Linked DNA regions of Homo sapiens: region 2 is linked to region 1. A link is a loop called in an ENCODE intact Hi-C map of the cell type or tissue named here. Cell type or tissue: IMR-90. All regions are shown on one strand. Links, peaks and the distances in the headings refer to the core of each region. The heading gives the core; the rest is flanking DNA.

Evidence for each region. A loop is a pair of places that touch in the nucleus more often than their neighbours do. Peaks named below come from ENCODE experiments on the same cell type or tissue, not always from the same donor. Only the 100,000 strongest peaks of a DNase experiment are listed, where the experiment ranks them.
Region 2: it touches region 1 in a loop (2.8-fold over the local background); 2 of 110 quality-filtered maps call a loop at or near these places.

What each region holds. Positions count from the first base shown.
Region 1 is chr2:204,695,268-204,699,669 of GRCh38, forward strand. All of the region lies in intron 2 of PARD3B (par-3 family cell polarity regulator beta), which reads left to right. Among named protein-coding and RNA genes, the nearest start is that of PARD3B, 150 kb to the left of the region's middle. RefSeq lists an enhancer at 2,351-3,550. In IMR-90, for the core only: no CTCF peak of the experiment used is centred there; no DNase peak of the experiment used is centred there.
Region 2 is chr2:204,861,762-204,866,163 of GRCh38, forward strand. All of the region lies in intron 2 of PARD3B (par-3 family cell polarity regulator beta), which reads left to right. Among named protein-coding and RNA genes, the nearest start is that of PARD3B, 320 kb to the left of the region's middle. In IMR-90, for the core only: no CTCF peak of the experiment used is centred there; a DNase peak (open chromatin) is centred at 1,820; H3K27ac peaks cover 248 bases.

The DNA of each region.
Region 1 (4,402 bases), core at 312-4,311:
TATACATCTGTTTTTTTACTTATGTAACTTACGAATTACAATCTCATTGTAATACCTAAAATTATACCAAATGGAAGACTACTTAAGCTATAAAACATCTTCTTTTAAAAATGCAAATGCCTGTGAGTACTAGTGTCAGTCACCAGTACCTGTGTGTATTGATTCAGATCGTGCTCCACTAATACCTAGCTGAAATCAGCTTCACTAAAGCAGTATTGTAGAGTGTCATGTGGCAGAGCACAGGGCATTGACAGTTTGAATGTAGGTTTTTCTTATTTTAAGCTGTCTCAACCTCAGTTCTCATGTTTATAAAGTCAGCTTTTAGGAGGAGGATCAAATGAAATGAAAGAGTGTGTGGTAACATTTTGAACTGTGATGTATCACACAAATATATCACTTTTATTCTTTCCTCGTGTAGCAGCAGCCCTGAGGTATTTAAGCAAACATTTCTGCATAGCCCAGAAAGGGCTTGTGGTGGTATGAGAACACTGAGCCAGGAACAGAGGAATGTCAGAGAGGTTTGGAAGGGAGGAGGATGGTTATGTCAAAAGGCCACTCTTCTCTTCTTGCCATCTAGTGAGGTGTTCAGGAAAGAGTTAGTGCTGAGAGTATAGGGAGAAGTAGTTTTCTGAAACAAAAATTGCATTTTTCTTTAATAAGTGAATGTGGGTGGTAAGAAGGGATATCAGAACTTCCAGGTACAGACCATCAAGGAAGGTGAAAACTAAAGTACAAGGATAGTTGTTCAGAATCTTCCCAAGATTCCAGAACCTTGATAACGTCTGCATAGGTTATCAGGTATCATGTTTGCTGCCTATTTCTTAATGAGTAACAGCGGGTTCTATAAAATGGGAGGTGGGTGCTTTGAAACAATAGGGAGTATCGGGGGAGGTATCTCTATCTTAGGTTAGGAAAAATCTCAAGAAATAAAATGGAAAGTTGTGAGAAAAACAGCTGACCTTCCGTTAAATCATGACCTGAGGTCTCATGATTTAACGGAAGAAAAAAACGGAAACAAAAAACAGGTCAACAGGACACTGCTCAGTATGGGCAAATAACCACTGAACCTTAAACAAGCAACTATTTAGTTACTTGATAGTTTCACCAAGAGATATTTGCTATTGAGCAATTTAATGGGAGTAACCATATACCAGACTCTTAATTTACTATGCTGGTTCTCCTATTTCCAGGACCTAAACTCACTTTATATTATTAATTAGCCATATTGTGAATCCAACAAGACGTTTTTGACTTCTCTTGGAATCAAACTGATGTTTGTCACACTTTTATGAGGTACCTGTTCCAAATTCTATATAAACCGCTTGTACTTATAGATACATTTTTAGTAAATAAGAATATTCAGTTTCCTTAAGCTTAGGCTTTTAAGTTGTAGCGTTTGAAAGTCCTATAAGTATTTAATATCACATTTAGAAAGAAAGTGTGTTTTCCCTGTCATGTGAATATGGAAACTTCACTTACAGAATTGCGGCAGGATTACTAAACTTAATGTTTACTCTTTTAACTTTTTAAGTTATCTTTTTAGCTTTACTTCGATGTTATGAATCAGTTTTGAAGGATCAAGTGACATTTTCTTAACAATAAAGAAGAAAGCCTCCTTGTGCAGACTTTAAATCAGGAGTGAAATAGCATAGAAACATGTTCAGAAATAATGTCTTCATTAATCTCAACCAAAACCATGTTACAATTGAAATACACATGTTTATACAATACTTAACTACAAACAGACCAGAAAGACTACAAAATAATATGATTTGAGATTATTCTAATAGCCTAACAATCTTAAATATGCATATACTTGTGTAAAAGTTGAAGAATCTCATAGTTCTTAATTGATAACAGGGATAGAAGTTGATTTTCTAGACTGCTGGCTAAGTGTGGCCACTGTATACCAGTTCAAAATGAACCCATTGTGGTAAAATGACGTGTTCTAAATAGTTCGCCTTTTAAATGGGAATTTTACAGAGCTCTTGGTTGACTTACTTGGAAATGGAAGTACCTAGTGTTAAGACTGAGGAACCTGGGACTACAATTGAGAAGAGAGGGTTCAGAGGGAGCCTGCTAACTGTCCTCAACTATTTGAGTGATCATAGAAAAGGTATAAATTCATTCCCTATTGCTCTAAGAAATCGGGCCAGTGGTGTTTCAAGAAAATCTTTTTCAGCTGAATATAATGAACAGCTTCTCAATGAAGCACATGCTGCTTTCTAACACAGGAGCTCATCTTAGTCACTGAGACCGAGTATATAAGCAAGAGTGGGGCAGACATCTGCCAGGAATTCCTCTTTTAGTTTTGCAGTTTGATTAGAGACTTCTAAAGGCCAACTGTCAGCCTCTGAGGCATGCATTTCAGTCTGGAAATACAGGATTGGCCTACATAGTCCGTTGTGATACAGTGTTGTTTGCTGACCTCACATCCGTTGTCCCCTTTCTCCCTCCGGTTGTGTTCAGATTCTCTCTCCCTTCAACTTGAAGCCCATATGGTTCAGTGCATGTGACTACTCACCTGCAAGGGTGACCCTGGGTGGCCCTTCGTCTGTTACTAATATTTGGTTCCCTGTGACAGTGATTACTTTGGGAATGGTCGTGTGATTCAGTTTGTGCCAAATATGTTCAAAGAGAGATTTGCTGAGTCCTTCTGGGAAAGATCGTTTCATCTTGTGGGAGAAATTTTCTCCGAATTTTATTTTGTTGTTATGAAGTTTAGATCCATGGCTGCCATCTAGCTTCCAACAAGAGAAGAAATTCAGGTTCCGGTAATCTAAGGAACATGGCGTCAGAGCCAATGGGTTGAGTCAACTCTCAAGACCCTCCTAACTTGGAACCTCCAATTACACGGGCCATGTATTGCCTTACATTTACGCCTGTTTCCATTGCGTTTTTCTGTGACTCACAGATTACGGATTGTCGTTGGTTACCCTGTTAGAGAAGCTTAGGCTCTATTTTTTGGGCTCCTCTTTATTTCCATTTGATTAGGACATATTTGTCCTAACCTCTTTCAGTTCTATACGTCATTAATTGGAAAGTTTTCAGATTGTTGTTCACATTTCTGCCAAATTATTTAGCTCCTTTCTTTCAGAAGTTTTTGAATTGTCAATGAAAGAATTACACATCTTAAAATCTGGAGGGGTAAAAATGCATATTCCAGTTGTTTGGTTTGCATGGCTTAGATTTACTAGGCAAGATTAACTTGGAATTTTTCCATTTGGTGCGAATTATATCTTTTTATTTTAAAGTCTTTGTTATCCTTGATTGTTGATTGGGTTTTTTTTTTCTGGAAGAAATAATTAATGCTATTTAACACATCTATTAAGATGTGTTTGTCATAAACGCTCATTATTTCTATTATTCATTACTTCAAAAATTATGTATTGAGAGCCAATATTCTAGTGACTGGGAAATCAGAAGGAGTTCTGTCTTTAGCCTTTTTAGATACTTAAAGTATAAGTGGTTACGTCAATGCGTGGTCTTACAGAGTAACATAGAGGCCATTTTTCCAATGGATTTCTTTAAAATTGTAGCGTTCCTCCTTTTTATTTTAAGAACTTGGAAGAAACATTTGACACTAACCTCAAAATGTCGCTTCAACTGGGTGCAATCCTATTTACATCAAGAAACTGGAGACTATATTTAAAGCAAACAAATATAAAAAAGAAAAACCTTGGGCAGTTTAAGAAGTTTCTCAGAACTCAGAGTGAAGTATAATAATCTTTTAAGTTATTATCCAATGGCATGAGATCATAATGTGGTTAATACTCCAGCTTCCCCTTAGCTGTGAAGAAGTTTTGCAATTATCAGTTTTCCCAAAATTATCTCAAAAAATAATGAAGCCCTTGACCTGACATATGACTCTTTTCTTCTGACTCTTTACCCAAGTTATAAAGAAGTGTCTAGGTGCCCCTGGTGTAGCAAGTAAAGCCTGGAGACTCCCAGGGAGCCCTGGGCCCCTAAATGGGGCAGACTGGGGATATTTCTTGTTCACCGAGGAAGTGGGGTTGCTTACGCTTGGACACTGAAAACACATCTGTGATATATTCAATGTACTTCATGTCCAAGCAATATAAAGACAGTGGTCCTTTACATTGTGACATTGAAATCACAATCACTCCTTTCTGAAGTGGCTACATGGCTGTCAAAATCAGGGTTCTTTAAACAAGCTTCAGAACATGCCACTCTTCCCTAACAAGACAGAATAATTTGGTATATTTAGGAAGATTGGAGGTTAAGCGAGTGAGATTCCCGGAGGATTTGTAAGAACACTGTAGAAGTGTTGGGGGTGGGGGAGATAAATGTGATGAGTTAGAAAAATAAGTAATTTGCAGATTTAGTGTGCTGATGATTTAAAAAGTGCTGTAATGAATGTTACAATAAGACAAGCAACAAA
Region 2 (4,402 bases), core at 83-4,082, 170 kb after region 1:
AAGAGGGAAGCATGCAGATAAAACGGCACAGAGACAGGTTCAGATAAGAAGGATCCCATAAAAATTACTCAATTACCAAAATGAAATGATGGCTTCAAGGCTTCAGTGGGGAAAAACTCATTTCAGTTGATTCAGTTAAGACATTTAAAAGAAGACATTTCTCAAAAAAAAAAAAAAAAAAAAAAAAAAAGAAATGGCTGAAAGTTTTGTCACTTAAAGGGCAAATATTAATTTTTTAGAAAATTCATTTATTTAGAAACTTTCACTCCATGTTTATATTAGGTAAAGAGGGTCTAAATCATGTATGACTGTTTTTACCAATGACCAATTTTCATAAGTGGAAAATTATGTTTCAAATCTTTGCTTAGAGGAATATGCCTTTTTAGTCTACGTATGATATCCACTCCCAGCGATACAGCTCTTTTTCCTTGTCCTCATTTTGGCAATGAAGCTGGTCTTGCTGGAAGTGCAGTGGAAACCTCTGGGTCACACAAGCCAGGCAGCCCTCACTGTGACTTCGTCTTATGCAAGTCACATCACTTTACCTCCCTGGACCTTCGTTATCTCACCTGGAAAATAAGGGAGTGGCTTTTAATGTCCTTCTTTCATTAATGGCTGAAGCTTTTCCTGTGATTCCAGGGCATAATTTATTAAAAGGAGGAAAAATTGATATTGATTAGCATATATGAATAGATGTTTGATTATCAAGCACTTGATACCCGATTCCACATTTACCACTGGACTCCTTTGCCTTTTAGTACTAGGTTCCTCCTCTGTAAAACGTGAGGGTTGATTTAGGTAGATGGAATATATAAGGTTTATACTACATCAAAGACTGAATGGGTTTTAGTTAAATTCATGATTCTCTTTCTTTTTTGTTCTGTCCCCAAGAACCTCTCACTAGGACACTCACATCTGTTCTTGTCACCAGAGCCTCACTTTTTCCAGGACATCCCTTTTCCCCTCTACTGTTGCAGAACTTTCCCCTCAGTTTAGTTTAAACCAGGTTCTTGTCACACGACCAGGAAAGATTAGGCTTGAGACACATAGAGGGGTGAGGAACAGAACTTATTGGGCAAATAGTAAAACAAAAAAATAACACTCAGCAAAGTGAGAGAGAGTCCTGCTAGCAGGTTTCTCACCTTACAGATTGAATCCCAGTTCACCACCCAGGAACTGAAGAAGCCACAGGCTCCTCCCAACTGCAAATGGCGCAAACCTCCGGAGGCTCCACCCCGTCCTCCCAGTGTGCAGGTGGGCATTGTTCAGAGAACCAGTCGGGAAAGGGCGGGCTCCATCCGGGACCAGCAGTCTGTTTTTTCAGCCTTCAGGCTGTTTTAGGCTTGAAGATGGAATTTCGCTGGGGACCCTTGGCTGTCTCCTGTCTCTATCAATACCTCTTGCCTCCTCTCCCACTGTGATAAAGTCTTTGCACTGTGGGATGAGACACATGAGGCCTTATTCATTGTTGCATCTCCACCTTCCAGTCTGATGCTTGTTGAATGAATTAATGCAGATACCTCTTGTATACCTGACTCCCAGTGCCTCATCCTCCACTGGAGCGCCATCCTTGCATCACCTTTCTTACTCTGGTGAGGAGTCGTACTCTCAGCCCCTGTGGTTTGAGACCCCCACAACCACTTCTGGTATGAAGACAGACAGACACCCCTCATTCTCATTGTCAGACACTAGGCATTAGGAATCGGAATTTCAGCTCTTTTCCCATAGAAGCAATATTTAAAATTGTCACAGCTTTGGTATTTTAATATAAATACAGTGTGAGTTAGAACTTCGGTTGCCTGGCTAAGGAATCTAACCATTATTTACAACACAGTGTTGTTTCTTTGGAAATTTCTATTCTGGGTTCCAAGTGACTGACTTGCAAATAAACTTTGGTAAGACAGTCCATTTGTAGTTTGCGAATGGCCTTTAGGCCATATAGATAGAAAAGCATATTGGGATAAGCATGGATCTCAATGTGCATGAAATTTGCAGTGCCTCAAAGACAGATCTTTAGTGTATGACAAAAGACAGAGAGTATTCCCAAATAAGTCTTTGACTTTTCCCACAGACACCGATTTTCATGTTAAGAAAAACCTTTTCAGAACACATCTACAAGAGCAAGGTACAGTTGAATTTTATGAAAATTGAATTTGAACAAGGGCTTTATGATTGCAAACTTTGTCAATCCCCATGGTTTATAATTCCAAAAAAAAGTTTAAGTGTATCACTTTCATTTAAGCTGTCATCTGTGTTTTGATTTTCCATGGGGGTGTTCCTTTCATCTTGATAGCGCTTCACTGGGGAGATTGTTTGATTGCCAATAGACTGTTTCCTATTCTATCTTTATACTTTCCCTTTTCTGTGTCTTAAAGTCACCATCGTCATTTGCCTGGAGCACGACAGCATACTCCTAAGCCGTTCCTGTACTTCTGTCCTTGCCCTGCCCCGTGCCAGATTTGCATATGGAAGTCAAAGGGAGCTTTACAATGGGACCCATTTTTTTCCATGATAAAACCATCCAGTCACAATAAATTGACTTAGATTAAGATGTAAACTTCTTACCTGGGACTTGAAAAGCCCCAAATGATCTGGCCCTACTATCTTCTCTAATTCAGCATGAAGCACAACCTCCTTTTGACTCAGCATGTCCCAGCTAAACTGACTTTTTTTTATTGCTTGACCACCCAACATCCTTTCTTGCTAGAACTAATGCAATGGCTGTTTCTTCTGTTTGTTTGACTCTCAGAATCTTTCTTAGAATTAAAGTGTCCACGCAAAGTCCCCCTATTCAAAGAGTGCTTCTCTGACCAAATTATCTAATATAGTCTAATATTAAACATCACTTTCCTCTTTCTCCAATATAACAATGTTTTGTTATCCTCCTGGCATTCGTTACTATCTGAACCAATTTTATTTATGGGCTTAAGGTCTATCTCCCACTTTTGAATGTAAACTTTGAGACAGAGGACATTGTCTGATTTTCTTACCACCCTATACCTGGTGCTTAGAGGAGTGTCTGGCACTTTACAGAAACTCACATGTGTAAGTGAGTGCTTTGATAGATTACTGGCCTCTGTGCATTAGATACCAATAACACTCTTCTGATGTGACAATAAAAAGTACCACAAGACATCATCCCTGGTTGAGAAATATGATATACAGCAAGAACAAAACAATCCCATCAAAGAGTGGGCTAAGGACATTTGAATAGACAGTTCTTAAAAGAAGACATACAGATGGCCAAGAAACATATGGAAAAATGCTCAACATCACTAATTATCAGGGAAATGCAAATCAAAACCACGATATGATATCACACCACCTCACTCATGCAAGAACGGCCATAATAAAAAAAAATAGATGTTGGCATAGATGTGGTAAAAAGAGAACACTTTTACACTGTTGGGGAAAATGTGAACTAGTACAACCACTATGGAAAACTGTGGAAATTTCTTAAAGAACTAAAAGTAGATCTACCATTTGATCCAGAAATCCCACTCCTGGGCATCTACCCAGAGGAAAAGAAGTCATTATACAAAAAAGATACTTGCACACACATTTATAGCAGCACAATTTGCAATCAGGAAAATATGGAGCCAGTCCAAATGACTTCCATATGCAAATGCCCATCAATCAACAAATGGATAAAGCAAATGTGGCATATATATACCATGGAATACTACTCAGCTATAAAAAGGAATGAAATAATGGCATTCACAGCCATCTGAATGGAATTGGAGACCATTATTCTAAGTGAAGTAACTCAGGAGTGGAAAACCAAACATCGTATGTTCTCACTCAGAAGTGGGAGCTAAGCTGTGAGGACACAAAAGCCTAAGAATGATACAATGGACTTCGGGGACTCGGGGGAAAGGGTGGGAGGCAGGTGAGGGATAAAAGACTACACCTTGGGTACAGTGTACACTGCTCAGGTGATGGGTATACTAAAATCTCAGAAATTACCACCAAAGAACTTATTTATGTAACCAAACACCACCTGTTCCCCAAAAACCTATTGAAAGAAAAAGAAATAGTGATATAGAAGAAGAGTAAATCACAGTATTAGTATTTTAGAGTGGAAAGAGTAAAAATGATGCAAGGAATCCATTTTCACCATTTATAAGCTACATGGACCTGTGCTCTTGTTGCTTAATCTTTGAACCTTGGTTATGAGTTATTGTAAGGATTACATGAAGACCTTGCTTTCAGGACAGATCCTGCCTGTGGCCAGAGCTAGCCTCCCAATCCACCTGCTTCCCATTCATCCTCATTGTGTACCTTCACTGAGGGCTTGTACCAGAGCATTGTCATGTCCTGTGTAACACTGGGTTCTTTGAGATGCTCAGTATTTCTAGAATTTTGCTATATTGTTTTATTTCACTGTTTTTGATTGGTCATT